Regions from separate parts of the Homo sapiens genome. Here all the other regions are linked to region 1. A link is a loop called in an ENCODE intact Hi-C map of the cell type or tissue named here. Cell type or tissue: endothelial cell of umbilical vein. All regions are shown on one strand. Each heading gives the region's core, and the rest is flanking DNA. Links, peaks and the distances in the headings are about the cores only.

Evidence for each region. Peaks named below come from ENCODE experiments on the same cell type or tissue, not always from the same donor. Only the 100,000 strongest peaks of a DNase experiment are listed, where the experiment ranks them.
Region 2: a loop joins it to region 1, with 6 times the contacts of the local background. A loop is called at or near these places in 4 of 110 quality-filtered maps.
Region 3: it touches region 1 in a loop (10-fold over the local background); 2 of 110 quality-filtered maps call a loop at or near these places.

Annotation. Positions count from the first base shown.
Region 1 is chrX:26,439,551-26,444,550 of GRCh38, reverse strand. No RefSeq gene overlaps it. Among named protein-coding and RNA genes, the nearest start is that of MAGEB5, 230 kb to the right of the region's middle. In endothelial cell of umbilical vein, for the core only: no CTCF peak of the experiment used is centred there; a DNase peak (open chromatin) is centred at 1,990.
Region 2 is chrX:26,646,950-26,653,255 of GRCh38, reverse strand. No RefSeq gene overlaps it. Among named protein-coding and RNA genes, the nearest start is that of MAGEB5, 430 kb to the right of the region's middle. In endothelial cell of umbilical vein, for the core only: CTCF peaks have their summits at 1,251 (motif pointing right) and 3,526 (motif pointing left); no DNase peak of the experiment used is centred there.
Region 3 is chrX:26,916,057-26,921,056 of GRCh38, reverse strand. No RefSeq gene overlaps it. Among named protein-coding and RNA genes, the nearest start is that of PPP4R3C, 540 kb to the left of the region's middle. In endothelial cell of umbilical vein, for the core only: CTCF peaks have their summits at 2,045 and 2,246 (motif pointing right); no DNase peak of the experiment used is centred there; H3K27ac peaks cover 689 bases.

The DNA.
Region 1 (5,000 bases), core at 1-5,000:
TGGAGTGCAATGGTGCAATCTCGGCTCACTGCAACCTCTGCCTCCTGGGTTCAAGTGATTCTCCTGCCTCAGCCTCCCCAGTAGCTGGGATTACAGGTGCATGCCACCACACCCAGCTAATTTTGTAGGATTGCTTGTTAAATTAAATAATAATGTTACTTTTCAAATTAACTAATTTATTAACCCCAGATTTCACTTTCTTCTTTTGTTTCAAATCTGGTTGAGTGCATACATTATTTATTCAGTAAGTTGATTTATATGCTAAAAACTATTCAGTAAGTTGATGCATATGCTAAAAACTATTATTTATTATGTCTTAATAATGGAAACATTATTTATTCAGTAAGTCGATTCATATGCTAAAAGCCCTAAGATGAAAGGTAGTATAAAACAGCCTTGTAGATGAGAATAATCATTTATCCTACAAATTTCCACTAGTTCTTTTGATACATCCCAGTTTCAGAGAAATAATATCAATAAATTTTTGTGATATCAGTAAAAGTCTGAACCTGTAAAGGATATTCATTTTTGTTTCATTTCTATGAAAATGTTTTTGCTACAAACTCAGTTTTGTGTACACATTACATTCTTTCAGATCCTCAGCAGAAATCATTCTGTGCCATTGCTATAAACTTGCAAATTTATTGTTCTTTATCATCAATATAGTAAATTTCAGAATAATTAAAAATTGGTTGGGGATAAAAAAACTGTTAGCCTTTCACTCTGTCAATTTACACATTACAAAAGTTATGATTAAGATTTTAGCATGTGGAAAGAGCTCTAGTAACTGTACTAACCATTAATTTATGTAATTTACGAGCTTGATTCAGCATTGAATTTAGTGACTATAAAGGGAAAATAAAGCTTCAGAGAAATATTGTAAATGGTCTGTTCATGGTCTGTATAAATCAGCCAGGTGTAAAGCATTATAAAAATTTAAACTTGTATAATGTAACTGGCTCTGTTATCTAAAAACATAATCATAAAATTGAATACATTGCTTGAACTCAAATATAAAATCCACTAAAATATTTATGATTTTTTGGGTAAATTGAGAAAGCAAATAACACAGCAATTTCTATAAATTTCACCATTAAAAGATACTATATTTTCAATTTAAATGCTTACTTTTACACAAGATATAATTTTGTTGCTTAAGCACAACTTTGCTGGATTTTAAATATCCTCATTGACTAATACTTTTTTAACACTAGAAACTTTGCCTTAAATCTTAAAATTATTTTATTTTAGTTCATCAATAGCATTATTATTGTTATTTAATATTTTAAACTATTTCTTTCCCAATAACTGATTTATACTTCAACTTATCATGTTTGATTATCTTGAAACAACAACTGCAAATAATTAGTATTCATAACCCTCAGCTAACAGTCAGGCAATAAAGACATTGAGGTTTCCATCAGAATTTAATTAAATTTAGCAAGTTATATCTTGGTGCTTCTCAGCATATAAAGAAAAGTTGACAAATATCATCTTAATTACTTCCTCTTTCTCCTCCATGATGGTTCAATAATTTGTTACAAAACCTCATTACCAAGTATCAGTCATTAATTTTGACATAAATTTATTAAAATGTGTATTGTTTTGTAATATTTTCTGTGTTATTGGTGCAGGAGAATGAGTGGGGCTAGGTACTCCTTGGTACCTCACTCCTTTGAAATTATATCATTTTCTTCTTTTGTAAAGTTATCTATATTTTTGTGTATGAGGCAACCCACATTTAATACACTGCCTTGACACCTGGCCTATGTTCTTCCAAAAACAAAACAAAATACTGTGCTTTACCAACAGATTGTAGTATCAATTTCATTAGACACATTCAGTTGACATCTGTGACATTGTGGAGAAAGAAAACAAAATTTTGTTCCGCAATGACATGTTAATAAGCCCTTAGTATTTCTTTTATATTTATGTAAAATAGACTTAAAATTGTCCACATCTAACTGAAGGCCAGGTCTTCAATGTTTAGTAGTGCAGCAGCTCCCTCTATAGGAGACTTGGAACTGTATGTTGCTGTGCTGATCCAGAGTAGCAAAGCAGGTTGTTGGGATTTTCTTTTTTTCCTAAGCATCTTAAGTGATCATTTTATTCAGCTATCTGTTGATTTGTTTTTCACCAATATATCTTTAATTTTCCTTTTAAAATAGAAGAAGGGAGGGAGGGAGAAAGAAATAGCAAAAGAGAATGAATAGTGTGTGTGCACCAATGGCAAAGCTTTTAAGAAAAAACATTCATATCTGTCATCCCTAAAAGAGAAATCTAAATAAAAAGTAGTGTCTGTGAAATGTAATTTTTGCCTTTCTAGTTTTCTTTTGTTAGTCAAAATTATATGCAAGTGTGCACTGACAACAGGCAAGCTATAACTTCATGTACATATATGTTCAGTTCAAAAGGCTATTCAGTAATGGTAGATACCAATGACTACAAATCTCTTATGAATGGATTTAGATGTCAGAATATTTTGGTAAATGTGACATACACATCTTAGATCAACTAAAAAATGAAATTGTGAATTAGAGGAAAGTTTAAATTAACACAAATAACTACTGTTAGACATATAATATTACATCCCCAGCTTACACATTTAAGAAACAAACTTTGATATTACTGGCAAGTTATCTTATTGGACACAATTAACAGACTAATTAGCATGTGTTTCTTATTTGACATTATGCCAATATAATATGGTTCTTCCTTTATAGAAGTCAGTTATTCTGAACTCTTGCATGGTGATTTTACTATCTCGATAAATAGCGCAGAAGCCCAGCTCAATTTGGTACAGCATAATTCAAAATATCGTTAATTTCCAATGACTGAGGTTCTAATGAATTGGGATTTTGTTGTAATAATATTATGCTGTGGTACTCACAGTAAGTTTACATTACCAGAAAATCAAAGTATTTTATAAAATAATACTGGTAACCTGAATTATGTATTCAGCTTCTTAATCCAACCTAAGTACTTTATGAATACCCATGCATGATATTATTTAGAATTACCTCAATTCAGATACCAATTACTTATTCTTTCATTATCTTAAGAAGTAAAGAGATGATGAGTTAGTCTCACCTCAGTTTGAGTATGTGGTTCGAATACAGTATGTATAAAAATGTAATATGCATGAATCAATGTCAATTTGCCTTGATAAGCCTGTGTCATGATCATTGGCTGCCCATTATTTGCAAACATTCATGGCAGTAATAAGATATGAAGAGAAAGTGTGTCATCTCTATGGTGGTTTACCCAATTTTTCTTCTTAAATGTGTATGTGTGTATGGATATGGATTAACAAATATTTCTTATTGTCAAACATGTTGATATCTCAAAAACCCTTCTGAATGGGCTTTTCTGTGAGAAACAATAAAATAACTCTTCAAATTATACCAGGTTATGCTGTATGAAACATTTCTACAAAGGTAACACTAGTGACAGAAGGGAATGGCCATGTTCCCCTGGCAGCAAAGGGTTATTACACATAGGAGCTCACCAGCAGAGTGGAATAATTTTGAAGTCACATGTCTCATCAAAAACACTTTTATTCAATAATACATTGATATATAACATGTTTTAATTTAAAATAAATATAAAATTATTTGCAATTAAGTTACTTGATTTTCTTCTCTTCATAGCTTTAAGTAGAATGGAATTGACAGAAGATGCGTCATACTTATCTTGAACTTTTTATCCATTTGGTACTCCCTGAGATATACCTTCAGACCTCCAATTTGAGAAGGATAGCCAAAATAAAATAAATAATTCTTCTATAAACCTCACATCTATGCCCTAATAAGGGGACTCATAAAGTAGATTAAAGCCTGTGATCAACTTTTAGAATGCCTTTCTGAAGTCCTCCATATTCTGCTCTTAGAAATTGTATATTCTGAAATATATAGTAAAGCTTTTGCCTCTAAATAGGAAGAAACTTGACCCAAATAGCTTACAGTATGATTCACAGTTTCTTATTACTTGCTATGTACTGCAGAAGGATAATCCTATATCATTCATGGAATCATTTACTCGTTTTTAAAAAGTAGGGGCAGGGGATAAAGTATTCTATTAAACTGTCTCTTTTGTGGAAAAACAATGACAAAAAGTTCTCCTAACAGACCTTTTCAGAAAACTCTTAACCAAGAATATCATGTTGGTCCAAAGCAATGTGACCATTTAGATAATTCTATCTTCACCATGTACACCAGCCAGTTCTTCAGGAGCATATACAGATCATGTGGATGTTTCAGCATTGGAAGAGACAGTCAAAATCAATCTTAAAGCAAATACTGAGAGTGCTGATATTAATGAAAATATCAAGTTAATCAGATATTCCTAAGGTTTATTATAACCTTTCAGTGTTACAATAAGAATTACATCACTTTGCTAACACTCCATCACCAGTCACATAGCCATTATTTGGGCGCTTTAAGTCTGTTCCTCACCTAAGCTAAATGGCACAAATAAAAGAAAGACGATAGAGTTGTAGGAAATGAAGACTCTGAGAACTCTTCTGCAGCAAGAAAGGGAGGATGATTTTCTTCAACCACATTGAGATATAGATGGCCATATCCTTAGAATTGCAAACTTAGAGTAAGATGGATGACATGGAAACTTTTCACATTCTCTCAGAACAGACTGTTTTTAACCAAGATTTTTAGTCAAGTAAACATGAAACAAATTAAATACCCGAAGAAAGCAATTAAATAAAACACATGTAAATAAACCGGGCAGTAACTTGGATTTAAAACCAATGAAAAGCTAAGTATCCATTCCCCAAAGCCTGCAGTTACACAGATGGGGATAATAGTGGGAAAGGAAATAAGTATGGAGTGAAGCAATTTGAACATATGGCATTCTTAAAAGTTCATATGAATTAGAGAGCAGGGAGCATTTGGGCTGTAAAGGAGGCTAACAGATCACCAACATAATTGGCTGGCTAATGGGGTATCTTTGAACAAAGGAACTGTGATCATTATACCTACAGGATG
Region 2 (6,306 bases), core at 736-5,735, 210 kb before region 1:
AGTTCATCCGGTTCCATGGCTTGAAGGACCACACCCACAACCATGGGTGGCACATTTAACACGGTGCTGGGATCCAGAAACCAGGGAGGGGAAACAGTCAGAGGATGCTCCCTGTCTTCTCCTCCACTCTGGGTCATTTGAAAAAGAAGGAGACTAAGAGAACATTTTCATTCTCACTTCTTTTTCTAGATGGGTAATAAATTATCCTCAGCTTGCACCCCTCTGGGGTGCACTCTGAAACACTGGAACTTCCTTAACCTCAAAACTATAGAGAAAAGCAACTCATTTTCTTTTGCACAAGGGCATGGCATTTTTACTAAATCTTTGCAAGCGTTGTAAGATCAACCCAACTCTTTTGGCAATCATATTGGGCAAGCCCTGGAAGAATAGTTTCCCAAAATTAAAAAACCAACTTTCAGTGGAACCATCTGAGGATCCCCCTTATTTGGGGACCCCTCAAGTTCTCTTCTCATTACAAGACCTGAGGTAAATAAAGGGAAACTTAAGCTGATTTTCTAAATACCCTGACAGGTATATGAAAGCTTTCCAAAATTTAACTCAGGTGTTTAACCTCATATGGAGGAATGTTATGCTGCTCCTAAACCAGACCCTCACTGCAGCAAAAAGCAGATAGTTCTGCAAGCCACAAATAATTTCGGAGATAAGCAATATATCTCCTATAATACACCAAAGGGAAGAAAGCAGATAGAGAAAGTGAAGAAATAGCAGAAACATCATTCACAATAGGGAGAGAAGCAATTCTGGTAAAATATCCAATTGAAACCCAATGACTCAGGAGATGAATGGAAAAGAAAGCACTTTTTCATATGGATTTTACAAGGCCTATGGAAAACCAGGGCCAAATCTCTCAATTACTCTAAACTCTCTATAATGGACCAAAAGCCAAATAAGAATCCTGTAGCCTTTATGGAAAGGCTAAGACAGGCACTAATAGCGTACACCTCCTTATCCCTTTATTCAGTTAAAAGACAACTCATCCTGAAGGACAAGTTTATTACACAGGCAGCTCTTGATGTTAAAAAGAAACTACAAAAGCAAACTATAAAACCAGATAGCACCTTAAAGAACCTCCTGAAGGTGGCCACTTTGGTCTTTTATAATAGGGACCAGAAGAAAGCCTAAAAGAAAGAATGCCCAGAAATTGTCATAATAGCTCTAAAAAAAAAAAAGGCCTGCAAGTTAACCCTAGGAAATAAATTAATAAATTAACTGTTTACAGCCCACATAATGTGGCAGGATCACTGTCCTCTAGGGGGAGCTCTTAGCTAGCAAACAGCTGGTAAAGCAAGAAGTACATAAGGCAGGATAAGCAGTAGTCACTCTCCCCAAACACAAGTGATCAATTAGCTAAGCTAATAACTCTTACAAAAGCACTTAAATTAAGCAAGGGAAAGATAACTAACATTTACACTAACTCCAAATATGCTTTCTTAGTTCTCCATGCTCATGCTGCCATTTTAAAGGAAAAACATTTTCTTACCACTAATGGATCTCCTGTAAAATATCACCAGAAAATTAGCAGGTTATTATACTCAGTTTTTCATCCACAAAAAGTAGCAAGGATACATTGTAAGGAACATCAAAAAGAAATAAATAAGGTAGCCAAAGAAAATAAGTTAGCTGATCAGGCAGCTAAGTCAAAGGCATGAAAGCTTCAAGGCATTAATGCACTTCAAGCCTCTTCTAATCTAAAAAGGCTCCATAAAAAAAAAAAAAATAAGCCTTGGTATTTCCCTGCAAAAATAAAATAGGCCACTTCTCAAGGGCATACTTTTCAGCCTCAGAATAGCTACAGTCAGGATGGCAAACTCTATTTGCCAGCCTCCAGCCAATAAAAAGTCCTTAAAATCCTTCACCAACCTTTTCACTTGGGAAAGGATAAAACTTATCAATGTGCTCAAAAGTTGTTTTCAGGCAGGAAACCTGTAAATTGGTTAAGCATGTAACCTCTCTAGCTCACTTCCAACAAGAATGAACACAATTAGCAGAAGCCCCACCCCCCAAAAGAAAACCACCTTTGTTTAACCCAGAAAATTTAGTATTAGTAAAAACTCTCATGTCTCTCCTTCCCTAAGCCAAGCTGGGTAGGGCCCTACACTGTTCTTCTTTCAACCTTCTCAGCAGTAAAAGTTACAGGAATCAACTCCTGAATACATCACACTCAAATCAAAGCCTGAAGAGCTGAGGGAGGAACCCCTGACAGCCCAGAGGAATGTCCTGAATATTAATGTAAAGAAATAGAAAATCTTAAGCTAAAAATCATAAAAAAAAATAAGTAACCGAGTAAGGGCTACTCATCTTACTCAGTCCCACCTTTACCTCAACAAATACTTTTTGTCATTTCTGCCCTTTCCTCTCAAAATTTGCCATCAAATATTAAAACTTCTTTTTAATGCATATTTGCAGGGAAATTTTAATTATACATGGGATTGCATTTGTAACTCTGTAAATCCCCAAAGAGAAATGTTATATCTTGCCAAATAAAATTTTAAACAAAAATTATTTACTATGCCACTATTGTGAAAATTGTTATAGTCACACTACTATTTGCAATAGAACTATACACTGTGGCACCCACAGTGTGGAATTCTGGTTATAAAATTCTAATTGCTATAATATTTTGCCTGATTGTCATCCTTATAACAGGATTAATAATTGCAGGAAAAATTTAGTCAAGGTTGTTTTGCTTATAGCAGGAGTAATAGTTACAAATAAGAAGTAAGCATTGAAGTTTTACCATCATTAAGTTTAATAGGACTTTTTACTAAAGATTGGTAATATAATGCACTCTAAGCTATGAAAAGAAAGTTATAAAGAAAGACATTTTATATGAGAAAGAATTTTGTATGGTAAATACTTGCCCTAAAAGGAAATGACTGGTTGTTTAAAGGAAGAATGTTTAGGACAAGTAAAAAAGTTTAAGTATGCTCTAAGAGAGTCTGTGAAAGTCATTAAAAAATAATAATTAAAGAAAAGGAATTGTCATAATTAACACTGAAGTTATTTTAGCCACCCAATGATGTATTTCTCCCAATCATAATCCAAGTTATAAAAATGGCCTAAAGCCTAAGGTTATTCTCTAATGGCAAGACAAGGGGGAAATGTATGCTTTTCTTTTCTTTTTTTTTTTTTTTTTTCCTTTTGAGACGGAGTCTCACTTTGTCACCCAGGCTGGAGTGCAGTGGTGCAATCTCGGCTCGCTGCAGCCTCCGCCTCCTGGGTTCAAGTGATTGTCCTGCTTCAGCCTCCTGAGTAACTGGAACTACAGGCGCACCACCACACCCGGCTAATTTTTGTATTTTTTAGTAGAGATGGGGTTCCACCATAGTGGCCAGGCTGGTCTCGAACTCCTGACCTCGTGATCTGCCCCCCCCCTCCCCCAGCCTCCCAAAGTGCTGGGATTACAGGCATGAGCCATGGCACCTGGCCCAAATGTATGCTTTTCACTAGAAAAAGTTATTTATATTAACGTTTCTTGTAATGTACAGCGACATCTAGTGGGAAGAAACCGGTATTGCAATCTATTGGTGTAACTAACGTGTCAAACTCTACTGTCAGTCATGGTCTATAGAACCCCCACTAGCTGTGGTAATCTTAATACTCATATTCTAACCCTATATTGTAAACCTTATAAAATTTATCTCTTTTTGCTTAAAAAAAATTAAACTCCAAATGGTGCTGCGAGCAAAACCACACATAAACATGCCATTCTTCCAAAAACCCTTAGATCAACCTCAAAGGAAGGACCAGCTGCTTTTCCCCCACACAATGACCCTTTTCAGCAGGTAGTAGCAAAAAAAATCATCGTCCAACACCCCTAGCAGCAGTTAGGTTTACTTCTCTTTGAGGGGGAATAATACAGGAGTTATTAAGAAGTTATTTTAAGCAGATAGTAAAGGTAAAGGTTCTTGGTGGAAATTTTCCTGTAATAAGAAACAACCCCCAAACCATCTCTTCTCTAACAGAAAAGATAGCTTAAAGGGCCAACTGGCCAGCTTTGATATGCAAATGCCGGCCATTAGAAACTGGGTTCACTCAATATGGTGATTCCTGCCATCTTCTCCTTGTCACCACCTGTGCCAAGTGTGATGGCCACCTCCAGATAACACCATGTGTTCAAAACATCATAGCGACACGCATTTGCATATTAAAGGGCTAAGGTGGGAGGGCCAGGTTTTTCATGGGCTACGTAAGTGCCACACCTGGTCAAACCAATCCCCTGGGCCCTATGCAAATCACACACCACCTCCTCTAGCCTTGCATATAACCAACCACTTTTCTGCCACACAGGGTGTTTTCTCTTTGTTCCAAACTCCCCCACCTTGTCTCTGTACAGGGGAGCTGTTCTCTTCTTTTTTCCTTCTTTCTTGCCTATTAAACTTTTCATTCCTGAAAACCATTCCACATGTGTTCATGTTGTTAATCCTATTGGCGTGAAACCAAAAACCCTGGTGTTCTTCCAGTCATCAAAGCTGTATCAATATGACCTCCAAGATTGAATCAGGAAGAAATTGAAAACTTGAACAAACCAATAATTAATTCTGAAATTGAATCAATAATAAACAGCCTACATGCCAGAAAAAGCCCTGGACCAGACAGATTTACAGCCAAATCCTAACAGATGTATAAAGAAAAGCTAGTACCAATCCTGTTAAAACTACTCCACAAAGTTGAAGAGTAGGAAGTCCTTCCTAACTCAATCGATGAAGCCAGCATCATGCTGATACCAAAATCTGACACAGATACAACAAAAGAAGAAAACTTCAGGCCAATAACCCTGATGAAGGTAGATGTGAAAGTCCTTCAACAAAATACTAGCAAACTGAATTGAGCAGCATGTCAGAAAGCTAATCCATGATCAAGTAGGCTTTATTTCTGGGATGCAAGGTTCATTCAACATACACACATTAATACATATGGTTCATCACATAAAGAGAAATAGAAGCAAAAACCACACGATCATCTCAGTAGATGCAGCAAAGACTACTGATAAAATTCAATATTCCTTCATGTTAAAAACTCACTACAAAGTAGACATTCAGGATCATACCTAAAAATAATAAGAACCATTTATGACAATAAATGGCAAAATCATACTGAATGGGCAAAAGCTGGAAGCATTCCCTTTGAAAAATGGAACAAGACAAGGATACCTGTTCATAACACTTCTATTCAACATAGCACTGGAAGTCCTAGCCAGAGCAATCAGGCAAGAAAAATAAATAAATATATCCAAATAAGATGTGAGGAAGTCAAACTATCTGTCTTTACAGACAATAGGATTTGATAAGTAGAAAATCCCATCATGTCTGCCCAAAATCTTCTAGATCTAAAAAAAACAACTTCAGCAAAGTTTCAGGATTAAAAAAAAATCAGTGTACAAAAATTAGTAGCATTTCCGTATACCAACAATGTCTAAGCTGAGGGCCAAATTAAGAATGAAATCCCATTCACAATAACCACAAAAAAATAGAATACTTAGGAATACAGCTAACCACATGAAAGATATTCACAATGAGACTTGCAAAACATTGCTGAAAAAAATCAGAGACAATACAAATGAATGAAAAAACATTTCATGGGCCAGGCGTGGTGGCTCATGCCTATAATCTTAGCACTTTGGGAGGCCGAGGTGGGTGGATCATCTGAGGTCAGGAGTTCAAGACCAGCTTGGCCAACATGGTGAAACCCCGTCTCTACTAAAAATACAAAAATTAGCCAGGCATGGTGGTGGGTGCCTATAATCCCAGCTACTCGGGAGGCTGAGGCAGGAGAATCGCTTGAACTCAGGGGGTGGAGGTTGCAGTGAGCTGAGATCATGCTACTTCACTCCAGCCTGGGTGAAAAAGTGAAACTCTATCTCAAAAAAAAAGAAAAGAAAAAACATTTCATCCTCATGGATAGGAAGAATCAATATTGTTAAAATGGCAGTAATGCCCATGGCAACTTACAGATTCAATGCTATTTCTATCAAAATACCAATGAAATTTTTCACAGAATTAGCAATAACTATTCTAAAATTCATTTGCAAAATAGCCAAAGCAATCCTAAGCAAAAAGAATGATGCCAGTGTCATCATACTACCTGACTTCTATAGTACAAAGCTACAATAACCAAAACAGCATGGTACTGGTGTGAAAACAGACGCATAGACCAATGGAACATGTTAAAGAACCAAAAAATAAAGCCATGCACCAACAATCATCTGATCTTCAACAAAATCAACAAAAACAAGCAAGGGGAAAGAAGTCACTATTCAATAACTTGTGCTGGGATACCTGGCTA
Region 3 (5,000 bases), core at 1-5,000, 480 kb before region 1:
AAATCAATAAATGTTTATTTTCTAAAATATTTTCAATTTTTCATAAGTTTGCCTATATATGGGCATATAATTCATTTTATTATCTTATACATTTTAAAACACCTACTCTATGGTTTGCAAATATTTTATCTCATTCTGTAGGTGGTCTTTTCACTGGTGATTGTTTCCACTGTTGTACAGAAGCTTTTTAGCTTTTTAGTTTGACGCAATCCCATTTGTCTATTTTTTTAAATTTTTTAATTTTTTATTTTTTGCTGGTGCTTTTGGTGTCATATTCAAAAAATATTTGCCAAGACCAATGTCAAGAAGTTTTACCTATGTTTTCTTTTAGTAGGCTTATAATTTCTGGTCTTATATTTAAGTTTTTAATCCATTTTGAGTTGATTTTTGTATATGGGGTGAGATAAAGATCTAATTTCATTCTTCTGCTTGTGGATATCCACTTAACCAACACCATTTAATTGAAGAGACTCTCTTTTTTCCATTGTGTGTTCTCGGCCCTTTTGTAAAAAGATCAGGTAACTGTCAACTCATGGATTTATTTCTGGGCTCTTTACTCTGTTTCTTTGATGTATAAGTCTGTTTTGACGCCAGTCTCTGCTGTTTTGATTACTATACCTTTGTAGTACATTTTGAGAACAGCAAGTGCAATGCCTCCAGCTTAGTCACTTTTGTTCAATATTGCTTTGGCTATTCAGGGTCGTTTGTGGTTTCGTACAAATTTTAGGATTTTTTCCACTTCTGGGAAAAATGTAATTGGAATTTTTATAGGGATTGCATTGCATTGAATCTGTAGATCACTTTGGGTAGTATGGACATTTTAACAATATTAATTACTCCACTCCAGGAACACAAAATATCCTTCCATTTATTTGTATCTTCTTCAATTCCTTTCATCAATGTTTTATGGTTTTCAATATACACATCTTTTACCTTCTTGGTTAAATTTATGGCTAAGTATTTTATATTTTTGTAGCTATTTTAAATGGGATAATTTTCTTGATTTGTTTTTTGGAGAGTTTGTTGTTATTGCATATAAACACTACTGATATTTGTACATTACTTTTGTATCTCAAAACTTTATTGAATTCATTTATTATTTCCAACAATTATATATATATATATATATATATATATATATATAATCATTTTGTCTGTAAACAGAAACAATTTAACTCCCTTATCTATGAGTTGGATGTTTTTTATTGTTTCTCTTTCCTAATCACTTTGGCTAGGATTTCCATTATTATGTTGAATAGAAACGGCAAGATTGGGCATGCTTATACTGTGCCTGATCTTAGAGGAAAAGCTTTAACTTTTCACCATTGCATATTATGTTATGTGGGCTTGTGATACACGACCTTTATGGTGTTGAGGTACATTGCTTCTATAACTAATTTGTTGAGAGTTTTTATCATAAAAAATGTTGAATTTTGTCAAATGCATTTCTACATCTATTGAGATGATCATATGGTTTTTGTTCTTCATTCTGTTAATGGGGTGTATCACATTTATTGATTTGCATATGGTGATCCATTCTTGAATCCCACCTGATCATAGTGAACCATCCTTTTAATGTGCCATTGAATTCAGTTTGCTACATCTGGTAGGGGTTAATATCCAAAATCTATAAGGAACTTAAACAAATCAATAGCAAGAAAATAAATAACAGAATTAAAAATGGACAAAAGACTTAGATATTTCTTAAAAGAAGACATACAAATGGCCAATGCAGATATGAAAAAATTCTCAACATCACTAACCATCAGGGAAATGTAAATTAAAACCGCAATGAGATATCACCTCATACGTATTAGAGTGTATTTTATCAAAAAAGCAAAAGATAATAAGTGTTGGTGGAGACGTGGAGAAAAGAAAACACTTGTTCACTATTGGTGGGAATGTAAATGGGTAAAGTCGTTATAAAAAAACAGCATGGAGGTTCCCCAGAAAATTAAAAATATGATCCAGCAACCTCATTGCTGGGTATATATCCAAAAGAAGTGAAACCAGTGTTTTGATGCGTTATCTGCATTCCCATGTTCATTGCAGCACATTCACAGTAACAAAGATATGGAATCATGTGTGGTGGTTTTCTCAAATGCTGCTTGCCTTAGCAATGTGTTGGGCATATGAGCCAATACACTATGCCCTGCGTGACTGGGAATGCAGCGGTCTCAGGAAGCTTATCTCATGCACTAACCCTGTGCTCTTCGGACAGCAGGGATTTTTATTCAGTGATGCAGCAGTCTCCATTCCAGTAGGTGGCGCTTAAGAGTAACATTTGGTAGCCCTTTGATAAGTGGAGGCAACCCATCCTGATGGGGGCAGGCAGGGAGAGTTGTGTTGGGATGTACTGAGGTCTTGGGGGAAGAAGTTGGGGGGTTACATCTGTCTCTAGTCCTGGGCAGGGAGGAATGTGATTTGCTTCCCTGTTGTGCCCCTGTCACAGAGCTCATGACCTTCAGTTCATATAGACAGTGTCCTTTGACTCTGGCCACAGTGTTACTGAGGTCAGAGAAAATATTCTGGCAGAAGAATATTTTGAAATGACCCCAGGACTGAAATGACCCCAGGACAATGCTTCTTCTTCCAGTCCAGACCAGGCTTCATGGCTTGACTGCCTTCTGTTGCTGCGATGCTGCTCCTCTATGTACGGAGGGGGAGATTGGGCCCTGCCCATCATGCATGCCAGTGGGGTACAAGCTCACTTTCAACGGGGGTGCAGTTTCTGTGAATAGCACTGGAAAGGCTGTCTTCAAGTGCATTCGTGACAGTCTGCAGTGGAGAAAGCCTCTGCTGCATCTGGAACAGTGGACAAGGGGAATGGGAGATGACACCCCCCCACCCACCCCCCTCCACACACACACATCTATTCCTGGTCATTGGTGCTGCCTCCTTCAGAGATCCGCACTGGACCCATGTTTCCTTTGTCACAAGGGGTGCTTTTGTGGGCTATGCTCCCCACTCCCTTAAGGGTGGCCTGTGTGGAAGGTTACATCTCCAGGGATTCTGCAATTCCTCATGGTTCCACCAGTCCCCGTGGTTGCCAAGTCAGAGCAGGTTCTTGGGTACATTTGCAGGGAATCTGGCGATGCAGTGACACAAAGGATGAGGTTCCCTGAGCAGGACAGTGGCCCACAATAGGGGCACAACCAGTATGGTTTCTGCCATCTCAGTTTGGACCTGAGAGGAATGCAAGCACATCTGTATAAGAAGGCCACCTGGGGCTCTATTCCCAGGAAGTTCCCAAATTGCCACTGACAGCATTGCAGGGGTTAATGAGGGCAGAGGTGCTCCCCAATAATTTGTCAGTCAGCAGTTTGTCACAGGAATGAGTGGAGCAAAGAAACAGCACACTTACTCCCTCTGTGGGACTTCAAATTCCTCGGAGGTCAATCTCTGCCAGACTCTTGCTACCTTCCTTTTCTGTGTCCCAGCTTTTTCCTGTGGGCTCTGCAACAGTCCCGGCTCTCTTCCTTTAGCTTTCTGTTCACATCATGACCATTCAGTTGTAACTTTGATCTTTCTGAGAACTGGCATCTGATGTTTCCAGTCAGTCATCTTGAGAAAATAAGATCAGTCTCGCAAAAGAAAAACATCTTACCATTTGTAATAACATGGATGACCAAGGAAGACATTATGCTAAGTGAAATAAGCCAGGCACAGAAAAACTTAATTTTACCGTCAAGAATAATGGTTACTTATATGAAGCAATTTAATGAATTTAAATAACTACTAAACAAATGAGAATGCAAGATTCCAAAGTTAGCTAATTTATTTACATTCTCTCCTTCTTGAAAGACGATAAAATCATGCTGAGTTTGAACCGGCAGTCTCATGAACTCATCAGCTTCTTCACTAGATTACTGGATAGCTTGACTCAGTCCATGGTATGTTGTCAATATTATCTTAACAATTCCTCAGAAGTCTGTGCCCCATACTGCCTGGCATAGACCTTTTCCTGGGTCTCTGAGACAGTCCCTTCTTGTTGAAGACAAAGTACTCCGGTTTATAACCAAAGTACTCTGGCTAAGCACGTTAAGGGAAGCATTAGAGTGAAACAAAACTACCTGTGAATGGCAAAGAGAAAATAGCCATGGTTAATGATATAATGAGTTCAACAAAAATATTCCAATTGACATGGAAATTTGGTTGCTTCTGTGGCATACAACATAAAAAAAAAGTGAAGTTGACCAATAACACTACACTGTTGTCTTATATCAGGCAAAACTATAGCACGATATATCATAGACAGCATGAACATTGACAAATCTCAAATAACTTCATACAATTTGTCAAATATTTATATTAGTAACATTTTATTCATACAAATTTAAACTAGGAAAGGTCAGGCATTTCTTCTGATTTGACAATACTTCCTATGTAACTCATAACATTTCAATAATTTGATATATTATTCTAGCCCCTCTCTTTTAACAAGATGAAAGAGCCTTTGTAATTTTCCAGGAATCCCCCAGGAAATCTCAAAGCTTGAGATCAGGAAGATATTATTTAGGATTTGATTTCTGGAAGACAAAATATCAAAAGTTGTCAGGAGATTTCAACAGTTGATCAAATAAAATCATGGGTTGCTGAAAAACAATATTTGGCTTCTTATTTAATCAAATGACTATACAAAATTTCAGAAGTAAATATAGGAGGTAATATGACTTTATAAAACCTTATTAGCTTTTAAAATTGACAAGACTCTGTTCTCCTAAATAATCAAGGGCATAGTAAAGTCAACATAAAGCAGGGGAAATAATTCTGATAATAAAAGATCTTTAATTTCTAGACAGATTATTCTGAAGGTAAAGAAGAAATCTATTTTTTTCATAACCTCTCATTAAGAACAGACTAATAGTCCAAGTAAATTCTGTTATTTTAACAGAGAGTAAACCAAATTCTAATTTTGGACCATATCATATTTGACACTAAGTCTTTTTTTAATCTTAAAAATAAACCCATATAATCATAGTTATCTTTGACCACAACAA